Regions from separate parts of the Homo sapiens genome. Here region 2 is linked to region 1. Evidence: read pairs that join two places in POLR2A ChIA-PET (ENCODE). Cell type or tissue: GM12878. All regions are shown on one strand. Links, peaks and the distances in the headings refer to the core of each region. The heading gives the core; the rest is flanking DNA.

What was found. ChIA-PET counts read pairs that join two places held together with the same protein. Peaks named below come from ENCODE experiments on the same cell type or tissue, not always from the same donor. Only the 100,000 strongest peaks of a DNase experiment are listed, where the experiment ranks them.
Region 2: POLR2A ChIA-PET joins it to region 1 with 5 read pairs; 2 of 35 experiments call an interaction of 5 or more read pairs at or near these places.

Annotation. Positions count from the first base shown.
Region 1 is chr20:34,653,882-34,659,258 of GRCh38, forward strand. It overlaps PIGU (phosphatidylinositol glycan anchor biosynthesis class U), which reads right to left. Exons shown (of 12, transcript NM_080476.5): 2 at 3,299-3,363. Among named protein-coding and RNA genes, the nearest start is that of PIGU, 21 kb to the right of the region's middle. In GM12878, for the core only: no CTCF peak of the experiment used is centred there; no DNase peak of the experiment used is centred there.
Region 2 is chr20:34,745,018-34,750,394 of GRCh38, forward strand. NCOA6 (nuclear receptor coactivator 6) reads right to left here. Exons shown (of 15, transcript NM_014071.5): 9 at 4,386-5,377; 10 at 1,790-1,911. Among named protein-coding and RNA genes, the nearest start is that of TP53INP2, 43 kb to the left of the region's middle. In GM12878, for the core only: no CTCF peak of the experiment used is centred there; a DNase peak (open chromatin) is centred at 2,614; H3K4me3 peaks cover 615 bases; H3K27ac peaks cover 1,209 bases.

The DNA.
Region 1 (5,377 bases), core at 207-5,206:
GAGTCTCGCTCTGTCACCCAGGCTGGAGTGCAGTGGCACCATCTCGGCTCACTGCAAGCTCCGCCTCCCGTGTTCACGCCATTCTCCTGCCTCAGCCTCCTGAGTAGCTGGGACTACAGCCACCTGCCACCATGCCTTGCTAATTTTTTGTATTTTTAGTAGAGACGGGGTTTCGCCATATTGGCCAGGCTGGTCTCGAACTCCCGACCTTGTGATCCGCCCGCCTAGGCTTCCCAAAGTGCTGGGATTACAGGCGTGAGCCACCGTGCCCGGCCCTGTGTGCTTATTAAGAGTCTCTTGGCCGGGCACGGTGGCTCACGCCTGTAATCCTAGCACTTTGGGAGGCCGAGGCAGGTGGATCACCTGAGGTCAGGAGTTCGAGAGCAGCCTGGCCAAGGTGGCAAAACCCTGTCTCTACTAAAAATTCAAAAATTAGCCAGGCGTGGTGGCACACGCCTATAACTCCAGCTACTTGGGATGCTGAGGCAGGACAATCACTTGAATCCAGGGTGGGGGAAGGGGGAGGGGGTTGCAGAGGTTGCAATGAGCCGAGTTGGCGCCACTTCACTCCACCTGGGCAAAAGAGCAAAACTCTGTCTCAAAAAAAAAAAAAAAAAAGTCTCTGAAGTTGTTCCTAACCTGTTTCTGCCAGTAGTTCTTGTTATTGCAGTTTGATTAGATATTAACCCAGAGATAATAAAATTGAAATGCAAAAGACAGCTGTTATTTCTATGAGGACCAAGTTGAATGCTTTTGAAAGATTAGACAGAAGAGCCAAAAAACAAACAAAAAAAAACTGTTCTCAAAGTACATATGAGAGAGATAACTATAAAAATTAAGGCCAGCCAGGAACGGTGACTCACAGCTGTAATCCCAGCACTTTGGGAGGCCGAGGCAGGCGGATCACAAGGTCAGGAGTTCGAGACCAGCCTGGCCAATATGGTGAAACCCCGTCTCCACTAAAAATACAAAAATTAGCCAGGCATGGTGGCGCGTGCCTGTGGTCCCAGCTTCTCGGGAGGCTGAGGCAGAGGAGTCGCTTGAACCCGGGAGGCAGAGGTTGCAGTGAGCTGAGATTGCACCATTGCACTCCATCCTGGGCGACAGAGCGAGACTCTGTCTCAAAAAAAAAAAAAAAATTAAGGCCAAGCACAGTGGCTCATGCCTGTAATCCCAACACTTTCGGAGGCCAAGGCAGGAGGATTACTTGAGTGCAGGAGTTCAAGACCAGCCTGGGCAACATAGCAAGACCCCATCTCTACAAAGAAATTTTTAAAAATTAGCCAGCTGTGGTGGTACATGTCTGTAGTCCTAGCTACTCAGGAGGCTGAGGTGGGAGGACTGCTTGAGCCCAGGAGGTTGAGGCTATAGTAAGCCATGATCATTCCACCACATTCCAGCCTCGGTGACAGAGCAAGACCCTGTCTTTAAAAAAAAAAAATTAGAAGGTACATTGTCAAATTAGAAAACTTCTTTAAAATGATATGGCCAATAAGAACGGAAAGGGCAGTGGGACGCGGTGGCTCACGCCTGTAATCCCAGCACTTTGGGAGGCCAAGGCAGGCGGATCACGAAGTCAGGAGTTTGAGAGCATCCTGGCTAATATGATGAAACCCCGTCTCTACTAAAAACACAAAAAAAAATTAGCCAGGCATAGTCACGGGCACCTGTGGTCCCAGCTACTCCGGAGGCTGAGGCAGGAGAATGGCGTGAACCCAGGAGGCAGAGCTTGCAGTGAGCCAAGATCGTGCCACTGCATTCCAGCCTGGGTGACAGAGCAAGACTCTGTCTCAAAAAAATAAAAAAGAATGGAAAGGGCAGTGGAAAGAAATGTGATGGATGTGGTGAGGAGGGTCTTCAGGGCTTTGTATGCCCCTCTAAGGTATCTGGATTTTATCCTGAGGTGAATGGTGAACATTCAAAGGTGCCGAGCAAGACGGTGACAGAAACAGATTCACATTTTAGAAAGATGGCTCTGACTACAGAATACAGTGAATGAGCAAGACTGAATGCAAAAAGACCTGTCAGGAAGCTGTTGCTGTAAACAAGAGATAATCTGGACCTAATTAAGAGTGTTTTCACTATTCTTTTTTTTTTTTTTTTTTTTTTTGAGATGGAGTCTCGCCCTGTGGCCCAGGCTGGAGTGCAATGGTGCAGTCTCGGCTCACTGCAAACTCTGCCTCCCGGGTTCAAACAATTGTCCTGCCTCAGCCTCCCAAGTAGCTGGGATTACAGGCACCTGCCACCATGCCCAGCTATTTTTTGTATGTTTAGTAGAGCTGGGGGTTTACCACGTTGGCCAGGCTGGTCTTGAACTCCTGACCTCGTGATCCACTTGCGTTGGCCTCCCAAAGTGCTGGGATTACAGGTGTAAGCCACCGCGCCTGGCCTGTTTATAATTTTTTTTTTTTTTTTTTTTGAGACGGAGTCTCGCTCTGTCACCCAGGCTGGAGTGCAGTGGTGCGATCTCGGCTCACTGCAAGCTCCACCTCCCGGGTTCGCGCCATTCTCCTGCCTCAGCCTCCCGAGTAGCTGGGACTACAGGCGCCCACTACCGCGCCCAGCTAATCTTTTGTATTTTCAGTAGAGACGGGGTTTCACCGTGTTAGCCAGGATGGTTTCGATTTCCTGACCTCGTGATCCGCCCACTTCGGCCTCCCAAAGTGCTGGGATTACAGGTATGAGCCACTGCACCCGGCCTGTTTTTACTATTCTTAAGAGCTAATTTTAAATAAAAATTAGCTGGGCATGGTGGTGCACACTTGTGGTCCCTACTAAGGAGGCTCAAGTAGGAGGATCGCTTGAGCCCAGGAGGTCAAGGCTGCAGTGAACCGTGATTGTGTCACTGCACTCTAGCCTGGGTGACAGAATAAGACCCTGCCAAAAAAAAAAAAAAAAGCTAATTTTATGGGTTAAGTAAGTTTTTCTGGGCTTTCTAAGGAAACAACATTACTGCCGTAGTTTTCATGGGAAATCATATTCCAAACAACAAATTACATGCTAATTAGCATACAACCTATTTGCGGACTAAGGACTGTTTGCAACTTATTTGCCTTTACAAATGGTAACTTCTACAGAAGCCTCATCTGCTTCCCCAGTTACAATCTTAATCTGGATCATTTCCATTGCAATTGCAAAACCTCTTTCTTATGCAGAGGACATCTAAAAACGGGCTGTTTCTAAATATGATCGTCAAGAATACATCTTTTTAAATGTTTGTACAAAACAGAGGTTAGGCTTTGGTATCTGTGACTGTAAACTACTCTTGGTACCCAGAAAAGAAAATAAGAACACTTACTTCATGAAATACTGCTCCAGAATACGGAGATACTCCCAAGTCCAACAGTGAAAGGCCTTCAACCACTGAAAAATTAGATATACAAGTTCACTCAGACTAAGCAGGCAGCTACAGACCAAATTGTTAGATACCCCCACAACCAAAAAGGGCCTTAGCGTTTATCTAACCCCCTTTACCTCATCCCCAGCAAGTGGCTTTAAGTCTTGAACATTTCTGATGACGGGAAACTCTCTTTCATGGACAGCATCCTTTTTCATTGTGGGCAGCACTCATTATAAGACAGTTTTATGTTAAACTATCTGCTTCCTTTTAGTTCCTTGTAACTCTTACCAACTCTCAAAAATGTCTCATTTATGCCTAATCTTCCCCATTCCAAAGCACAATAAGATAACAAATTAGAAGCTGGTGAGAAATGTTGCCATAGTGTGAGGAAATGGGCAGTCACTCTCATATGCTGCTCATTTGAGTGACATTTGTATTAACTTTTCGACAGGGCAATATGTGCTTTCTAAGTGTGTGCCTTCTGACCCAGATATGATACTTCTTAGGGCAGTTTATCCTATGGAAATAACCTGACAAGTACCCAAAGAGGTATGTTCCTTACACTGTTCAGAGTACTGAACAATTAGAAATAATCTGAATGTCCATTAATGAAAATTTATTTCAATGAATTATGACATAATATATATCTCTATATAATGGAATGCTTTATACTTAAAATTATACTGTGTTATAAATAATAAATAACCTCTCCCTCTCCCTCTCCCTCACCCTCTCCCTCTCTCTCTCTCCACGGTCTCCCTCTCCCTCTCTTTCCACGGTCTCCCTCTCCCTCTCTTTCCACGGTCTCCCTCTGATGCCGAGCCGAAGCTGGACTGTACTGCTGCCATCTCGGCTCACTGCAACCTCCCTGCCTGATTCTCCTGCCTCAGCCTGCCCAGTGCCTGCGATTGCAGGCGCGCGCCGCCACGCCTGACTGGTTTTCGTATTTTTTTGGTGGAGACGGGGTTTCGCTGTGTTGGCCGGGCCGGTCTCCAGCTCCTAACCGCGAGTGATCCGCCAACCTCGGCCTCCCGAGGTGCCGGGATTGCAGACGGAGTCTCGTTCACTCAGTGCTCAGTGGTGCCCAGGCTGGAGTGCAGTGGCGTGATCTCGGCTCGCTACAACCTCCACCTCCCAGCCACCTGCCTTGGCCTCCCAAAGTGCCGAGATTGCAGCCTCTGCCCGGCCGCCACCCCGTCTGGGAAGTGAGGAGCATCTCTGCCTGGCCGCCCATCATCTGGGATGTGAGGAGCCCCTCTGCCTGGCTGCCCAGTCTGGAAAGTGAGGAGCCTCTCTGCCCAGCCGCCATCCCATCTAGGAAGTGAGGAGCGTCTCTGCCCGGCCGCCCATCGTCTGAGATGTGGGCAGTGCCTCTGCCCCACCGCCCCGTCTGGGATGTGAGGAGCGCCTCTGCCCAGCCGCGACCCCATCTGGGAGGTGAGGAGCGTCTCTGCCCAGCCGCCCCGTCTGAGAAGTGAGGAGACCCTCTGCCTGACAACCGCCCCGTCTGAGAAGTGAGGAGCCCCTCCGCCCGGCAGCCGCCCCGTCTGAGAAGTGAGGAGCCCCTCCGCCTGGCAGCCGCCCCGTCTGAGAAGCGAGGAGCCCCTCCGCCCGGCAGCCACCCCGTCTGGGAAGTGAGGAGCATCTCCGCCCGGCAGCCACCCCGTCCAGGAGGGAGGTGGGGGTCAACCCCCGCCAGGCCAGCCGCCCCGTCCGGGAGGGAGGCGGAGGGGTCAGCCCCCCGCCCAGCCAGCCGCCCCGTCCGGGAGGTGAGGGGCGCCTCTGCCCGGCCACCCCCTACTGGGAAGTGAGGAGCCCCTCTGCCCGGCCAGCTGCCCCGTCCGGGAGGGAGGTGGGGGGGTCAGCCCCCCACCCGGCCAGCCGCCCCGTCCGGGAGGTGAGGGGCGCCTCTGCCCGGCTGCCCCTACTGGGAAGTGAGGAGCCCCTCTGCCCGGCCAGCCGCCCCGTCCAGGAGGGAGGTGGGGGGGTCAGCCCCCCGCCCGGCCAGCCGCCCCGTCCGGGAGGGAGGTGGGGGGG
Region 2 (5,377 bases), core at 323-5,322, 91 kb after region 1:
ATGATAAGACAGATTGGGGCTGACGTGACAGAATGGTGAAGAGGGAAAGCCAGGACACACATAGTGCCCATAACACAATCACAAACTGAATTTATTACTCAGGGAATGCAAACTCCTATGCCTTTAGGGGCCAGGCAGGTAGTAGAGAATAGAAGTGGACTGGTATAAGACAGCAGGAGTCCTGTCAACAGTGCCAAACTGCAGAGCAGATGCCCTATTTAAAGGCATTTAAACTCGGACTTTTGTTTAAGACACTGCATAGCAACTCAAAACCATTATAGGCCAAATTCAGCCTGCAGGCCCCCAGTTTGCAGAAAGAAGGCAATAAATGTATACAAAGACCCCTGGGATTCTTATAAGAAGAGTTCAGATGTGTCTGAGGCAAGCAGGCATGTTCCTGCTCTCAATGCCTTCTGGACATACTCCCCAAAGACTGATGACCTCCCAGTCTCAGCTATGCTGCTGCATCTCACTGACGGGAAGTGTGATATGCCCAAATAATTTGTAATAAATAACACAAAGTATTGATATCATGATGGATTTAGCTTTTTGTTTGGATTCAATTTTAAAATACATAAATTAGGGGTAGATTAAAGGTTACTCCTAAAATAATGTCGCTCTCATTTTCATGCCAAAAAGAAGTTGAAATAACTAGTGAGGAAGAAACAAAACATACCCTCTGTACACACAGGGGAGAGTGGCCTAAGTGTGAAGGGTTGTGTATCTTCAACCGTGTCATAGGGGAATAAAGTTACAAGTCATTGCTCAGGCCAAGATAACCAGGTATAGAGATATTGTGGCAGCTGGCCTTGGTTCTATAATATCTAGGTTTGAATGAATTAATTTTAGGAGCTTTTCCATCTTTGACATAATTTTTCAACATTTAAAGGATAGTATTATTTTATAATCAGAGAGGATACAACAAAGGGGGCTTCCAATATTGGTCCTATTTATTATAAATTATTAACCTATGTGGTAGATACATGGGTGTCTCTTTTATTCTTTATATCTTCTTTATATTTTAAAGACTCATTAATGAAACTTCTATAAAAAAGATCATCTTGTTTTAAACCCTGGTAGTTCCCTGCTTTGAGAAGCCCCAGGAAGAAACGCTGCAGGAAAGGCAGGCAAGCAGGATTAGAGTGAAATCATCTCTCCATTTAATCTTATCCTGTTCTGATGCCAACTAGAATCTTGACATTGACAAGAATAAAGAGGCACTTCACATTTCATGGTTTTTTTTTTTTTTTTTGAGACAGGGTCCCAGGCTGGAGTGCAGTGGCATGATCATGGCTCACTGCAACTTCGACTTCCTGGGCTCAGGTGATGCTCCCACCTCAGCCTCCTGAGTAGCTGGGACTATAGGTGCGTGTCACCACACCTGGCTAATTTTTAAAAAATTTTTAGTAGAGACAAGGTTTCACCATGTTGCCCAGGCTGGTCTTGAACACTTGCGCTCAAGCGATCTGCTCATCTTGGCCTCCCAAAGTGCTGTGATTACAGGTGGATGAGCCATCATGCCCAACCACATTTCAGTCCGATTTTATGAGGACTTAAAATAACAAAGACAAATTTGAATAGAATGTGTGTGTGTATGTGCCTTCAAAAGTTATATTTGAAATTTTTACTTAATATCAAGGCAAAGCTTCCAAATACCAGACACATTAAATCACTGAAGTAGACTAGTTAGCAGATAAAATAAAATACTATTGTTTCCTTGAAGACATGGAAGCCTTGTAATGCCACATGCACATGTAATAAGTATATAATCTAGCTAACATTTTATCACCTGGTGGCCGGTTTGAAAATTCTGGCAGTTTAGGGCCTGAGTTATCCAAGTTAATTCCTTGTTCTCCAGGCAACGGTGGCTGATCAGCCTCTTCCAGACCAGCTGGGCGAGTATCTGGGGTGCTAAAAAAAAAAAAAAAAAAAAAAGTGACATATTTTAGAATAAGTTGTATAGAAAATACACAAAACTAGCTTAACCCTTCCCCTATTTCTGAAGAACTAAAATGTTTGCATTACCATTATTCATCTCTCTCTAGTCTAGATAAAATATTAAATATTGGCATAAAAATAATCTGGCAATTTCATTAAATGTTAAAATCCATTTAATCTAACAGCACTGTATTTACTCAGAATGCTTTCCACAAATTCCTGGTGCAATAATTTTCATGTAATCACCCATTCCTTAGCTGTTTTAAGACCTGATCATAGGACTATCAATGTTACAAGGTACTGTTCCTGTGAAACCACACTATCTTCAATGTAGCGATCAAATTCAACTAGGGGGTCTGATTGTTTCTTTTTTGTGGATATAACAGTGGGGGCTCAATTCATAACACCTTGCAAAAGGTTGTATAGGTTGGCTGATGGTATTCAGAGAACAAAGAAAGATTGAGACCACCACCACAAAGATTTTGCTGCAGAATGAGAATTTGCAGACATCTCTATTTGCTTTGAGATGCCTTTGCTTTTACCTGGGTGTAGCTTAAAATTTTTAGTAAGGAAGAAAAAAATGAAGAAATTGTAGCTACTAACACCCACATTCTCAAAGAACAAGACTGGTCACGGGCCTCATTTTGTTTGTAATCTCAGTACTAATTGTACTTTTCTTTTCTATCTTTAGTTTCCCTTTGCCCTGATTTTGTTCACCCACTTTTAGGTAGTGTTTTGTCTCATTATACTCTGTACAGTTTCATAAGCCACAAAAATCCACTTTAAAAGCCTCCCAGCAAATGGAAATTTAGAACCTGAAGCAGATCGTCAGCACATCCAGACCTATAACAATTTGCTCCTTGTAAGACTTCTCTCTCACTTTAAATTACAGGCAAGAATTCAGTGGTAACCTTTACTTTCAGAAAATTGTAGAGATAAGAAATCTCAGATATCTGGTCCAGCCCCATCATGTTATGAATGAGAAAACTAAGGCCCAAAAAGGTGTATGAAACAGGCCCAAGATTCCACAGTGAAGTAGTGGTAGAGCTGGAAGCAGGTACTTTTCCTGTAAATCCACTGTCTCCCTTTCCTGGGAGTCCTGATGCTGTGTAAGGTCCCTTTCACAATTTGTAGACCTAAGTAACCAATTTCCCTAAGGGCTGGTGAAGATGGCAAAAAATACACACTAGAGGCAACTGAATAACCTTGCAATTTTACTCCCAGACTACCGAGAGAATAAAATATTTATTAAATAATTATTCCCATAGGTTGATGCTAGTAAAGAATTTAACTGAGAAAGAGCTATCAGAAAAATTAGATAATTAACTTTGAATTCAGGAAAATATAGGTTATCATTAATAATACACCATGATTAGCTTTTAAAGCATAAGATTCAAGAAGAGGCAAGTGAGCATGATATAATACAGTACAAAGAATGTTGTGGGAAGGCTGGGATAAAGGTAGTTGGTTTAATTTTGAATATTTAAGCTGGTTGAAATAAAGTTTCTTGATTCTTTTTCTATAATTCTAACAATTTATTTCAATTAACCTGTTTTACATTCATTAGCCATTATTTCCTCATTTATTATTTTTTTATGATTAAAGGCACAAAATATAGCTCAGTGAATATTCCTTCTGGAAACATTTTATCAAACCCAGAAACACAAATTAATACTTAGCTTCAGGAAATGAAATATAAATTGTTAATTGCCTTTCCTGCTATGATCTTGCAAAATAACTCACCTGGAGAACGTTTACTGAAAGGGTAACTGATTTAAAAGGTCCAATCATCTTAGCGTGGGGTTTTAAGCTTCTAGGGATGATAAAGAGCCTTTAAAGGAAAGGCACCTGTGCAAAAAAACCATTTCTATTTGAGAGACAGCAGTAGTTTTAATTTCCAAAACACATTTGGCCTCTCTGGTTCCCCAATAGCCATCATAAGCCTAAAGTCAGTGCTTTGTGGAGTTGCCATATGGTAGCACTGGTTACTTTTCAGGCTCTGATTGCCAAAACCCCCCGACACTGTAAAATTAAGAGATATACCAGCCAATTGCAACATATGAATCTTGTTTGGATCCTTATTTGAACAAATTGTAAGAAAAAAATTTGAGATAATCAGGGAAGTTTGAACACTGGATATGAGAGTACTAAGGAAGTATTAGTTTTCTAGGTGTGCTAACAATATTGTGCGGGCATATTAAAAAGTGTCCTTATCTTTTAGAGACACACACTGAAATATTTACCCAGCGAATTTGCTTTGAAATACTCAAAAGGGTAATGGAAGAGAGTACAGATGAAGGCAAGACAGACTATGAGTTGATAATTATTGAAGCAGGGGGATTTCATTATACTATTCTAGTTTTATATTCTGTAAAATTTTCCATCAAAAAAGTTATCCACACAGAAAACAAATGAATAAAATTTGAGGCAAAACCATCACAACCTACTTTAGATCTTGCTGACTATTTTTCTTCTTCCGAGGGGGTTTCTTCTTCTTCGGTTTATTTGCGTTGGTATTATTTTGCTTATTGTTTACCCCAAAATGGCCTGCAGATATGTCACTCTGCAATAAGTTGACCAACAATGGGCTCGTTAGCGTGACATCCTTATTGACTGGGAAGCCTGGATTTTGACCACAGGACATCTGATTTCCATTGGGAGCTCCACTGAAAGGTGCATTGAAAGACATCCCATGGCCTGAGAAGTGGTTTCCCGAGGCACTGTTTCCCTGCATGGCCTGCACATGAGGGGGGACCATGTTGGTTTGTTGAATGCTAACATCAGGCATCATCTGAGATAAACTGACATCGTTATTTGCTGTAGTAGCAGGATCACCATGCTGCTGGGCCATGTGTGGGCTGGGCCCTGGTGGCCGCAGGACCTGTCCCTGAATGCCCATAACCTGAGATGGACTGTTGTTCACAGGCCCTTGCTGGGGCAGCATCTGTCCTGACATCTGTCCCGTAAACTGCACCATATTTCCTTGCATGTTTGGAGTTGGTCCCCTCATTATCTGGGCTGGTCCCGGCATGACATTGGACTGGTTCTGAGTGTTAAACTGCTGCTTATTCCCCTGCATTTGATTGGTCATAATCTGCTCTATCATTGGGTTCTGTTGGAGCAAAACCTGCCCCTGAGGCCCCATCATCTGGTTATGTGGCGCCATCATTTGTGGGCCCTGCTGGGAAAGCATCTGCTTGGGTGGGGTCATCCTTTGGGGCGAGGGCCCAAGATTTTGGCTCGGGGGGTTCACCATCATCTGGCCCTGTGGCATAAGCTGGGCCCTTGAAAGGATCATAGGGTTCTGAGGGTTCAAGGTTCCTTGTTGCTGGACCATCTGGCCCTGGGAGGGCACGATTTGCTGGTGCATGCCCATCAGCTGAGATGGTGGGCCCTGCTGGGGCTGGCCTTGCATGTTGCTGAGGTTCACTTGAGGAAC